Linked DNA regions of Homo sapiens: region 1 is linked to region 2. The links are chromatin contacts, found by Hi-C or POLR2A ChIA-PET in ENCODE. All regions are on one chromosome and are shown on one strand. Each heading gives the region's core, a stretch centred on a gene start or an enhancer-like site at or near the end of the contact. The rest is flanking DNA. Distances are from core to core; before and after follow the strand shown. Region 1 has its middle 8.1 kb from the start of MIR4424. Region 2 overlaps LOC105371632 (a long non-coding RNA gene).

Evidence for each region. A loop is a pair of places that touch in the nucleus more often than their neighbours do. ChIA-PET counts read pairs that join two places held with the same protein, here RNA polymerase II (POLR2A). Pooled maps may share reads with other maps.
Region 1: a loop to region 2 is called in a pooled map, with 2.0 times the contacts of the local background. The contact joins two enhancer-like sites. A Hi-C loop is called at or near these places in 2 of 37 single-sample maps with no recorded cell type and 3 of 50 pooled maps. POLR2A ChIA-PET finds 5 or more read pairs at or near these places in 3 of 52 experiments (AG04450, GM10248 and activated B cell).

The regions. Positions count from the first base shown.
Region 1 is chr1:178,682,582-178,689,039 of GRCh38, reverse strand. No RefSeq gene overlaps it. Among named protein-coding and RNA genes, the nearest start is that of MIR4424, 8.1 kb to the right of the region's middle. RefSeq lists an enhancer at 3,870-5,069. Within about 2 kb of position 4,184, at least 5 of the 41 ENCODE cell types and tissues checked have a DNase peak (open chromatin) inside an H3K27ac peak, as active enhancers do.
Region 2 is chr1:178,570,722-178,577,392 of GRCh38, reverse strand. It overlaps LOC105371632 (a long non-coding RNA gene), which reads left to right. Exons shown (of 4, transcript XR_922315.3): 1 at 1-4,100. Among named protein-coding and RNA genes, the nearest start is that of C1orf220, 31 kb to the right of the region's middle. Within about 2 kb of position 4,597, at least 2 of the 41 ENCODE cell types and tissues checked have a DNase peak (open chromatin) inside an H3K27ac peak, as active enhancers do.

The sequences.
Region 1 (6,458 bases), core at 2,935-5,434, 110 kb before region 2:
CTCCCAAGTAGCTAGGATTACAGGCACCCGCCATCATGTCCAGCTAATTTTTGTATTTTTAGTAGAGACAGGGTTTCACCATCTTGGTCAGGCTGGTCTCGAACTCCCGACCTCAGGTGATCCATCTACCTCGGCCTCCCAAAGTGCTGGGATTACAGGCATGGGCCACCGTGCCCAGCCCCCTAGATAAATATTATCACCCATGTGTGAGGATGTATTTTATCAGAGTCTCATCATGACCTGGGTGAAATAGTCCTCAAGACAATCCACTCCCTTTCTCTTAATTCCATGCTCACCCAGCAGTTGTCTTTATTACTAATCCAGCTTTCCAATTTTCTACCCCTAGGAAAGGGAAGTGTGGTGTTCTGAATGAAATGCAGGTCATCTATCTCCTGCAAAAGGTCATCTCCATTGAAAAATGAAAGCATTGGCATTCTGATTTACATGTCCATCTCATGTGAGTGTTCCACTGAGTCTGCACCTCTGGGAATACACTTATAAAGTCTAGTTTATGGACCTGCCCAAACTGAGGTCCAGAATCTGGATCTTGGTAAAGTCACCAAGGAAATGTCAACCCAGAGGCCTCTTGGGGGTGCATGAGCTGTGTTCTTCCCCAGGAAAGACCTCCGGTGCTCTTACTTCATCGTTGATGGCAACCACTCAACATGGTTGCAAAACATGGTGGTTACTTTGCTCAGAAAAAAAATTTTTTTTTTAAACAGTACTTGTGTATAGTAATTATTTTGAAAACCTGCAATTTGTTAAATACACATGTCAAAATTAAACTAAGCAAGGAGTTGGTAATTCTGTTTCTGAAAGCTAAAGCAGAAACAGAAGGGACTTTGAACTTTTTATAGAAAAGGATATTCTGAAATATCAAAAGTATATTCTGAAATATCCTTTCTATTTTCTCCTGCAAGCTCCTGGGTGTTTAGGGTTTGTGTTCCCAAATGATTCGTAAAATAGGTAGTTTTCTGGTGATAGTTGTTGGAATTGGGGTGATCAAAATTCCAGTACAGTTTCAAGTTCAGACATAATAGCAATACATTGGGATCCAGGCTCATTAGAAAGCCTCTGTGGCCTGCCATGGTCAATCTCATCTACAATAGTAGGTTGTGTTCTGGGAACCTGGTAAGCAGGTCACTGACAAACTGAAGTCTGTCCAAAGGCAGGCAACTCTAGGGAAGAACCATCTCACACATATCAGTCAGGATATTTTCAGTTGCAAGTAACAAAGCACTAGACTCAAACTGGGCTAAGCAAAATAGTATGTTGACTTGTAGTTGAAATCACATAATTCTAAAGTAGAATTGCCTTCAAACAAGGCCTTTCTTCTCATACAAGAAGTACTCAGATTTTTCTCTCCATCTCTCCACCTGCTTTTTGAATATTGGTGCATTTTTCAGTAGGCTCTTCCCTTCATGGTCCAAGATAAACGTCAACAATTCCCAAGGTTCCATGCATCCTCATCTTCACCCCACACTTTAAAACTATCATTTCTAGTTCACCCCTGAGATTTGTTCTGATTGGACTAGCGTTGATCAAGTGTCCACCCCTTGAACCCATCTCTGTGGCCAGGAAAAAGGAACGATAGCCTAGGTCATATACTCCACCCTTGGAGCAGGGGCAGAGTCAGCTTCTCCAGAACCAGATGGAGCCCCGCTCAGAAATCAGGGGCTATTGGGTCAAGGGAAGAAAAAAATAAATGCTGCAAGAGGTAACTAATAAAGGTATGTGCTTGATCATACGAGGAACATTTGAAGGAATAGTGTCCTTAGCTTAAAGATGAATAGACATGAAAAGGACAAGGTAGTTTAAGATTTGAAAGTGTTATTTGGAGGAAGCGTCAGATTTACTGTGTGTAATTCTAGTACTGATGGTTAAGGGGATGCAGATTTTGATTAAATTTAAGTAATTCACCCACAAGGGAAAAAATACATTCATAACAAAAGGGTATATTATGAAACTTGAAAATCTTTCTCCTCCTTTCCCTTTCCTTTCCTGCCTCTCACCTTCCTCCATCTCTACTCTCCAGAGATAGCCTGTGTGAACTGTTTAACGAAAAGAAAACCTTTCTTAAGATTAGAGCTACCCATAAGGACTTGGCTATGTCTTCAAGTATTGATTGCCCCATCATCTCAAGTAGGATATTTTAAAGATTTCTACTTTAGGTGGAATATGGACCAAGTCACTATAAGTAACTATAAGATACCAGTACTCCATTTTTGAGGCAGCATGACTTAAAGACGGGCTGAGACAATTTAAGGGGGAATTCCTGCTTATAAAAAGGTGAGAAAAATTTGAGACATTCAAGAGTAAATATTGTTTGTTGATGGAACAAAAGAACTGTGAAATCCCCTTTCCCTAAAACCAAAGCTATGATGGCAGATGGAATGAGTAACTAGGTAAGGAGGATGAATAACTAGGTAGGAGGATGAATGAAATTGAGATGAGTAGATGTGAAGTTCAGTCCTGTCAAAAAGCACTTGAGGCCAGGTGTGGTGTCTCATACCTGTAATCCCAGCACTTTGGGAGGCTAAGGTGGGCAGATCACTTGAGCTCAGGAGTTTGAGACTAGCCTAGGCAACATGCCAAAACCCTGTCTCTACTAAAAAAAAAAAAAAAAAAAAAAAAAAATTAGCCAGATGTAGTGGCATGTGCCTGTAGTCCCAGCTACTCAGGAGGTTGAGACAGGAGAATCGCTTAAGTGTGGGAGACGGAGGCTGCAGTGAGCCAAGATCGTGCCACTGCACTCCAGCCTGGGTGACAGGAGTGAAACCCTATCTCAAATAAAAAAATAAAAAGTGAAAAATTAAAAAGAAAAAAGCACCTTGAACCAGATCACAGATGCAGGAATGAGCAGAAAACTTAGGAGAGGCAACAACACTCACACAGATGGCCAAGGCCCCTCTGGCCTGTGAAAATACTGGTTTGACTGAATGTTATTTGGGATCTTTCCTTTACACATGAATAATTAAATGTATCCCATGTATGTTCTGAGCTAAAGCAGAAAGAACAGAAAAACACTTAACCTTTTCAAAATTATTTCACAGCTGAACTTGTTCCAATTGACTCCTGATATGTTAATGAAATAGTAGTGGTTGTCATTTAATGTTTCTAGTGTGATCAGAATCAGAAGCAAACGAAATATTCTGAATTTTCTCTTTCATAGACTGTAAGAGTAATAGAAATGAGATTATGTCTTGTCCAGGCCTAGTAAATAAGTAAATCTTAAATAAATGAATAAATACCATTCATTAGGGTTTGCCTCTGTTTCACATTCAATACATCTACCTAGCATTCAACACATCTGATTTAATGAAAACTTCAGAAAACCCTGTGAAGTTATTATTACCTCTATTTCACAGATGAGAAATGAGGCCTGGAAAAGTCAAATAACTTGTTCAAAATCACACAGCTAATAAGTGGTGGAACCAGGCCGGGCGCGGTGGCTCATGCCTGTAATCCCAGCAGTTTGGGAGGCTGGGGCTGGTGGATCACCTGAGGTCAGGAGTTCAAGACCAGCCTGGCCAACATGGTGAACCCCGTCTCTGCTAAAAATACAAAAATTAGCCAGGTGTGGCAGTGGGTGCCTGCAATTCCAGCTACTCAGGAGGCTGAGGCAGGAGAATCGCTTGAACCTGGGAGGCGGGTGTTGCAGTGAGCTGAGATCACACCATTGCAATACAGCCTGGATGACAGAGTGAAGCTGCGTTTCAAAAAAAAAAAAAAGTACTGGAACCAGAATTGGGACCCAATTCTATCTGACTAAATCCATATCCTTTCCACATCCCCCTGTCTTTATGTATGTGAATGTATAGACAGAGCATGTTCATGACTCTACATGGTCAAATATCATGCATGTGTACAGAGCAATCTCAAAATAGAAGTTTTTAGTTCTTTCTAAAAACAAATTTATCCAGGGGAGAAGATCATCATAAAGACATAAACATGCCTACTGGATTTTCAGAGGCTCCTATAAGTTCTTTAATACTTAGATATCTGGACTGCAAAATAGTCTTATTTTTTTCCTTTTGTTGTGGATTTATTTTTCAAGGAGTTGTATAGCAATGACACATTGGATTGTTATTTCTGAGGCTTGTTTTGAAATATGTATTGAAACCTATGAACTCTGCAGTTCCTGTGGTCACACATTTTTTCTTAATGACTGTTAAATGATGTGTTTTTTTTCAAAAGCTCTAAGAGAGCATGACCTTTACCCAACAGGTTTCAATTTTCAAAAAATATTTCCTTACTTTTACACTAAGCTAGATATTTATTTTCATTTCCCTAGTTTCCCATTCACTTTAGCAGATCTTCATGTGCTCAGCCTCTATGCCAAGGCCTGTGAGGGCTTCAAAAGGAGGACACATGGGTTGGTTAAGTTTTCCAGTATCAGCTCTTCAGAGAGCCTGGCCTTCACCACCCAAGCAGACACCCTCCCCCATGCCCACCCTCATCATTCTCTGAATAAGGTACGCTTTTCATCTCTTCATTTCTTCTCACAATCTGTAATTGTTTCATTTATCTACTTGTTTATTAACTGTTGTCCCCACATAAATTTTGCTTTTTTTTTTTTTTTTTTTTTTTTTTTGATGCAGAGTCTCGCTCTGTTGCCCAGGCTGGTGTGCAGTGGTGTGATCTTGGCTTCCTGCAACCTCTGTCTCCCAGGTTCAAGCAGTTCTCCAGCCTCGGCCTCCTGAGTAGCTGGAATTACAGGCATGTGCAACCACATTCAGCTAATTTTTTGTATTTTTAGTAGAGATAGGGTTTCGCCATGTTGGCCAGGCTAGTTTCAAGCTCCCAGCCTCAGGTGATCTACTCTCCTCAGCCTCCCAAAGTGTTGGGATTACAGGCATGAGCCATCACGCCTGGCCGACATGACACAAGTTCTGAGAGGGCAGAGATCTCATCTGTCTTCCTCACTGCTGTGTCCCCCAGCAACTTAGCATAGTACTTGGCACAGAAAGCTCTGAATAAAAATTGCTGACTGACTGAATGAGTAAATGGATGTCTCCAGAACCTAGCAATGCCTACCACATGGTAGGCGCTCCATGAACCTTTTCTCATAATGAATGAAGTCATCAAGAAAGGAGACAGGATTTGACCTGTGATGTGAGGATGTGAGGTAATGATCGTGAAGTTCAGTCCACTCAAAAAGCACCTGAGGCCAGGTGCGGTGGCCTATAGAGGGGCATTCAACCTTTTGTCTGTACAGAACAGGCATTTTTTTTTTTCTGGCAAATGCTCCTTAAAACCATGTGGGGGCTACTAATCATGAAGTACTTCAGAGGTATGGCACATGCTCAAGTTGAGTTAATCAGTGTTCTTCTTTCTTCTGGGCACATTGACTGGTCTCTAGATAGGCACAAAGTCCCGCCCAGGTCATTCAGTGTCTTTTTACCACTCATTTTCAGACTCAAGCGGAAGAAAGATATTCCTTTTTTCTCTAGTCAGAGAGCTGCAAGGATGTGTGCCCAAGGCAGCTATGTCTTCAAAGCTGGTCTGAGAGGATGATGCCAACAGGCAGAAATTCAAAGGCAGGGGATGGTAAGCAAGCCCCAATGGCCAAGGGCCAGAGGACTTTTTCAAGGCTTAACTGTTCAGCTTCAAATCTGTGAGTGAATCTTGTGTCTTATCATAAATAACCTCCCTAAAAAACAAAAACTTAAGTGATTAGGTTGAATCTGAGAATCCCAAGTAATACAAATATGGGTAGGTGAACAGGAGTAGGGATGAGCTTTTGGATAAAAGCACGAAGGTTAGATTAAATATGATTTTTAGGAAAGTTCATAATGAAACGCTTAAATGATAGGTGTTTATGACCTTCAGCCAATGTATATTACTGCTATCTCTAGTATGACCCTCATTTATACAGTTAGCTTTTTCCATTAAAATAGGAAATGGAATGTGATGACATGAGGAAATACTTAGGATATAAAACTAAGTGGAAAAAGATAAATATGAATACAGATACAGCTAGAGTACAACTATATAGAGGACAATGATGCAGTGAAATTGCACAGACTTAGAGTCATGGATTTTGATTTGAATCCAGTTTCAATTTCCTAGGGTGTGAACTTGAGCATATTAATATCTTTGAGCTTTTGTTTTTCTCATCTGTAAATCAGGGATAATATCTTTGAGGGGTTTTGAGAGATAAAATGAAATATAGTATGTAAAATCCCTAGCGCAGTGCCTGGCATTGAATAGATGTTAGTGTTCCATCCTGTTACAAAATAGTAAAACTTGCTGCCTAGAAAACTAGAAGAAAAAAGTCTAAATGTTAACAGTACTTGTGTTTGGATTCCTCCAACAAACGTTTATTCAAGACCAACAATGTACAGGCACTAAGGATAAAACAGTGAACAAAGTGGACAAAGTCCTTGACCTCATGGAGCCTAAATTCTGGGTAGGAATATAGACAATGAACAAAGACATAAATTAAACAGTGATTC
Region 2 (6,671 bases), core at 3,348-5,847:
GGCTGAGGTGGGAGGATCGCTTGAGCCCAGGAATTCAAGGCCAGCTTGAACAATACAGTGGGACCCCATGTCTACAAAAAAAAGAAAAAAAAATAGCTGGGTATGGTGGTCCACTCCTGTAGTCCCAGCTACTTGGAAGGTGGAGGCTGCAGTGAGCCATGATCGCGCCACCGCACTCCAGCGTGGGTGACAGAGCAAGACCCTGACTCAAAAAATAAATAAAAACAAACTTCCAACAGCAGCGGTTCTCACTATATTCCATCCTCAACAGCACTTGTTATTGTCAAACTTTAAAACTTCAACTGATCAGGTGGCTGTGTAGTGAGTAACATTTCACTGTGAGTTTAATTTGCATTTCCCTGATTATTAAACAAAACCAAGAATCTTTTACTATGTTAATTGGCCACATGAATTTCCTGTTATGTGCCTGTTCAAATCTTTTGACATCTTGCTATTGCCAAATTTAAATTTCCTTTTTAAATAAATTTCATATTCATTAAAATTACATTTGACAGAAAAGTATGTCCGTCTTCCAGGGTACCTCTGCACACCTGAGAACTGTATATAGCTAAAGGTAAAATGTCTAAGATCTGTAAGCTTATAAGCAATTTTTTTTTACTATAAGTCATTGAAAAGATTATAACAATAGTTCACAGAAAAACATGGATTTAGATCATTTTTTCTTATCTCTATTTTCAAATCTAACATCCTTTTTTTGAATTTTGTCCCCTCATTTCCCTATACTTTCATAGAGAACAAACATACTCCTATATATCACAGTCCTTTGTTAAAATCAAGTGCAACCAAAGTTATTTATTATTCTATTCTGTATTTCTCATGCTGTGTGCGATATGAATTGTTAGAAGTTAGCTAAATGTCTGTAATAAAGTAGTGACACTATTGTATATATGACCTTTGCAGCTGAGATAATATTAAGTAAAATATAAATGGCTACAATAGTTATACATATCTAATAAAAATAAATAAACAGCTCACCCAAGCCTGACATCTAGCTTTTGCTCACCTTATCTCCTTTAGACATTTGGGTATGAGCTCACTGGCAAAGAGTGAAGCCCATATAATCTACCATTAAATAAATTATTCAGTAATCTGTGATGTCCTTGTAACATGAGAATCCCCTATTTAAAAAAAAATAGCTGCACTGCTTACAGAGGCACATGCCTGCTATTTATAGTCTTTATGGAAGTTGCTTTGCTAGCAAATCCAACTAGAACTCCCCGGGAATCTACAAGGATTGATGTTTACTGCAGGGTTTTTACACTGAGCTATTTTGCATATGTGTGGGTGTGTGATGCACACACAGAGGACTGACGGAGAAAGCCCAAGCAGGTATGAGGTATTTGTTAGCTCTGCTCCATTTTCCTCTTAACATTCAGGAAACTCAAATAGGGACAAAGTAACTACAGGTCACCCACAGATCCAGTGATATGTATTCCTGACTGTATCCAGGCAACTGGGGCTCTACTTTTTTCTAAGAAGACATGTTAGTTCTCTGCCAACAATGTCAGATTTCTCTCACAGACAAAGCAGACCCAGGGGCACTGAGCCTCCCTTTTTACTTCCCCTTTTCCCCCAGGTGCGAGTATGATGTCCTGAAGACAGGAGGGGATGTGGGTTGCAGGGAGTCAAGGAATCAGGGAGGCAGCTTGCAGATCAGAGTGGGGCAGATGGCCTACATGAATTCTCATTCTGGAAGGGCTGGAAAAGAAACAGCCAGGTTGGCTGGGCATGGTGGCTCACACCTGTAATTCCAGCACTTTGGGAGGTAGAGGTGGGTAGATCACTTGAGGCCAGGAGTTCGAGACCAGCCTGGCCAACATGGTGAAACCCCATCTCTACTAAAAACACAAAAATTAGCCAGGCGTGATAGTGTGCACCTGTAATTCCAACTACTTGGGAGACTGAGACACAAGAATCGCTTGAACCCTGGAGGTGGAGGTGGAGGTTGCAGTGAGCCAAGATGGTGCCACTGTACTCCAGCCCGGGTGACTGAGTGAGACTCTGTCTCAACAACAGAAAAAGAAAGAAACAGCCAGGTGTCTATTTTTTCATAGTTTCAATTAATTTTTTGATTAGAAAAATATTTTATAAATATAGAAACTTAATTGGTATGTGGATGAAGCAATTCTCTTTATAAAAGGCTCAGAATAGCCAATTAACTCCATTTTCATGAAGTATATGTCGTGTTAACTTTTGAGTTGACAATTATCAAAAAGGTTTCATCAAGTGAAACTTGACATCAAGTTATGTGTCAAAAGTAGGCATAGAATTCTTGGCATACTGAAAAAGTATGGACAGGCAAGTGAAATGGAATTATGTGAAATATTACTTGGATTTTTCTAACATGTTACACAGCTATTCAGTAATTAAAATGTTTCTGAAAAATAAAAATATAAAAGCTGCACAAATATTTAGTAACAAAAGTTGAAAAGTACAAATTGTTTTTTAAAACGAAATAACTTCAGTGAAATTTTACTACACACCTATCAGAATGGTTAAAATTTAAAATAGTGACCATATCAATTGCTGATAAGGATGTAGAAAAACTGAATCTCTCATACATTGCTGGTGGGTATAGCCACTCTAGAGAACATTTTGGAAGTTTCTTATAAAACTAAACATGCAATTACCACAAAACCCAGCAATTTCACTCTTGGGTACTTATCCCAGAAACATAAAAACATATTTTATGTTCACACAAAACCCTATATACAAATGTCCACAGCAGCATTATTTATAATAGGCCCTGGAAACAACCCAGATGTCTCAGTGGGCAAATGGTTAAACAAACTGTGGTGCATCTAGACCTTGGACTACTACCCAGCAATAAAAAGGGAGCAAACCATGGATACACACAAAACTTGGATGGATTTCAAGTGAAAAAGCCAATCCCAAAGAATTACGTATGTTATGATTTTATTTATATAACGTTCTTGAAACCATAAAATTAGTGTGAGAGAGTATAGTTTAGTGATTGGCAGGGGTTAGGGCCAGGGGGTGGAGGATGGAAGGAGAGGGAAATAGATTATGTTACAAAAAGGCAACATAAGAGATGGTGATTGATATACAAACCTCCACATGTGATAAAATGGCATAGAATTAAATACACGTGCACGTGCACACACACACACACACACACACACACAGAGTAAATGTAAGACAGGAGGGAAATCTGATCAAGATCTATGGATTGTACCATCAATTTCCTAGTTGTAATATTGCACATACTAGAGTTTTGTAAGATGTTACCATTGGAAGGAAACTGTGGATAAAAGACACATTGTATCTCTCTGTATTATTTCTTACAACCCGATGTGAATCTATAATTACCTCTATTTAATTAAATTGTAAAAAGTTAAATGGAATCTAACTAATATTCTCATGATATAGTTGTTAACCCTGTACAGAAAAAGAACCCAAGTATGAAGCCAAAGAAAGAGCAGTGGTGAAGCCTGAAAAAAGCTCAAAGCGCGGGACAAAGGCAGAGCTGGAGCTGTTCCTGCACCTGTGGGTGTATGGGGAGCAGGGGAGAGAAGGTATCAGCACAGGTCATTTTTAGGGTGCCAGGGCAGGGTTGAGGAGGGAGTTCTTAGCAGTAGAAACCCACTGTGTGCTAACAGCAGTGAGGAGAGTCCTAGCAGCAAGGGTGGGAACAGATAGGCAGCTTCCAATGGGTGCCCAAGGTCCAAGCATGAGTTTTTTTTTAACTCTAGAAACCCAAACATACACTATTTGATAAAACTAAAATTACTTTAGCTGCTGGAAGCAAATCTGTGTTTTTTGTGATCGATTCAAACCACAGATAGAGCAGGGGATTGTCTTTCGGTAGGTGTGAATGGGGCTGTATTAGTCACCAGAGTTTCAAGTGTGCTTCTGTTTAGTTATCAAACTGCAATTCCATTGATACCCCGTCTTGAGTGTCTCCTCTGTGAGTAACATGAAAAGGACCTCTGGTTAAATAGAAAACTTGTCTTGAATTTGGAATTACAACATGCCCTTACTTATTCAGGACTCAATTAACTGAGCTTCAGGATAATCCAAGGTGAAGAAAAACAAGAGCTGACAAAGAAAAGAAATGGGTGAGTCAAGACAGGCACTGGGGTCTCTTCCCACAGACCTTGGGTGGGTTCAATGGAACCTTGAGGCCTGGGTTTAACTGGGCCTAACCCCACCCCAGGGATGTATGGGGGTTAAAGGGATTAATACTAACCTACTGACTGGTTGGAAGGGCCTGGGAGTCTGGGAAATTAGTGGGAAAAACAAAACAGAAGGTACTTAGAGTCCCAATCAAGACAGCAACTTTTAATACTGATTTCTTAATGGCAATTCACAGCCTTGACCTAACCAGTTCCTTAATCCTGCTCCAGTATACAAGCAAGTTCTACAGTGTTTGTTCCTTAATAGCTCTTTCTGATTATCTAGCATTTTGATTCATTTGCTGACCTTCAGATATTTATTGTTGTCCTGGTTGTTTAAAGGGCACTTTATTTAGGTATCTTAATTGGCCTCTTCCAGGTGTTTTCAGCTTAAACATTCAGGTCTATTTTTTGTCACTCCTCCTGGTGGCCCACCAGGGTAAGATAGATTTGGGGCAACTAAGGGGGAAAGGATAAGCTCTGGGGCCAGACAGATCTGCACTAGCCAGCTACATGACCTCAGAGTTCTTTAACTTCTCTGAACCCCAGTTTCCTATTCTGTAAGGCAAAGTGATTTAGGGTCAGGTTGCCTGATTTTTATTTATTTACTTATTTATTTAGAGACAGAGTCTCCCTCTGTCACCAGGCTGCAGTGCAGTGGCATGATCTCAGCTCACTGCAACCTCTGCCTCCCAGGTTCAAGCAATTCTCCTGCCTCAGCCTCCAGAGTAGCTGGGACTACAGGTGCGCGCCACCATGCCCAGCTAATTTTTTGTATTTTTAGTAGAAACGGGGTTTCACCATGCTGGCCAGGATGGTCTCAATTTCCTGACCTCGTGATCCACCTGTCTCGGCCTCCCAACGTACTGGATTACAGGTGTGAGCCACTACAGCCGTTCAGGCTGCCTGATTTTAATCCTAGCACCACTACCTATTGCTTGGATGTCCTTGGGTAAATTACCGAACTTCTCTAAACCTCAGTTTCTTCACCTGTAAAATGAAGGCGGCAGAGATAGCTAGTTTCCCTCATTCCTTGGTTAAAAAAAAAACCCTTCATTTTTAGTTGTACACATGGTCTCCTAAATAAAGGCCACATTTTTCAACCTTTCTGAAAAACAGAAAGACAACACCAAGGCAGAGTTGCTGACTGCCTGGCTTAGTGTTGAAGGCACGCCCCGACACTCACACGAAGCCCTTGGCAAAGACTGGGAGACTTACTGGCTCCAGTTGTTTAAGAAAAATCTCTGTTCATCATCAGCTGACCATTAAACTAACTGAGCAGGGACTTCAGTGGCCTCACCTGACAAAGAAAACAGAGTTCAGAAGAGTCAATAAACAAACGAACTAAAACAACAGCACCATCAAAACAAACCTGGGGAGGGTGGAGAATCTGATTTCCAGAGTTGCCACATTATATTATTTAAAATGTCTAGTTTGGGCCAGGCGTGATGGCTCATGCCTGTAATCCTAGCACTTTGGGAGGCAGAGGCTCACTGCAGCCTCTGTGTTTTGGGTTCAAGCAATTCTTGTGCCTCAGCTTCTGAGCAGATGGGATTATAAGCGCCCGCCACCGTGCCCAGCTAATTTTTGTATGTTTAGTAGAGACAGGGTTTCACCATGTTGGCCAGGCTGGTCTCACTCCTGACCTCAGGTGATCCTCCTGCCTTGGCCTCCCAAAGTGCTGGGGATTACAGGCATGAGCCACTGTGCCTGGCCCAGTTATTTTAAATATATTCAAATATATATTTGAAAACCATGTCTAAAAAAACTGAAGGAAACCATCTCTAAAGAACTTGGCCAGGTGCAATGGCTCACGCCTGTAATCCCAGCACTTTCAGAGGCTGAGGCGGGTGGATTACTTGAGGTCAGGAGTTCAAGACCAGCCTGGCCAACATGGTGAAACCCCGTCTCTACTAAAAATACAAAAATTGGCCAATCACGGTGGCTCGCACCTGTAATCCCAGTACTTTGGGAGGCTGAGGTGGGTGGATCACAAGGTCAGGAGTTCGAGACCAGCCTGGCCAATATGGTGAAACCCCATCTCTACTAAAAACACAAAAATTAGCTGGGCATGGTGGCAGGTGCCTGTAGTCCCAGCTACTCGGGAGGCTGAGGCAGAAGAATTGCTTGAACCCGGAGGTGAAGTTTTCAGTGAGCCGAGATCACACCATTGCACTCCAGCCTGGGCAACAAAGTAAGACTCCGCCTCAAAAAAAAAAAAAATATATATATATATATGTGTGTATATATATAAAAAATATATACAATATGATATAATATATACACATATATACATATATTATATATTGGCTAATTATATTATTAACATACTATATAAATATAATATATAAATAATTATATTAATATAATTTATATATTATATATATAGCCAGGTGCAGTGGTACATGCCTGTAGTCCCAGCTACTTGAGAGGCTGAGGCAGGAGAATCGCTTGAACCCAGGAGGTGGAGGTTGCAGTGAGTTGAGACTGCACTCCAACCTGGGCAACAGAGTG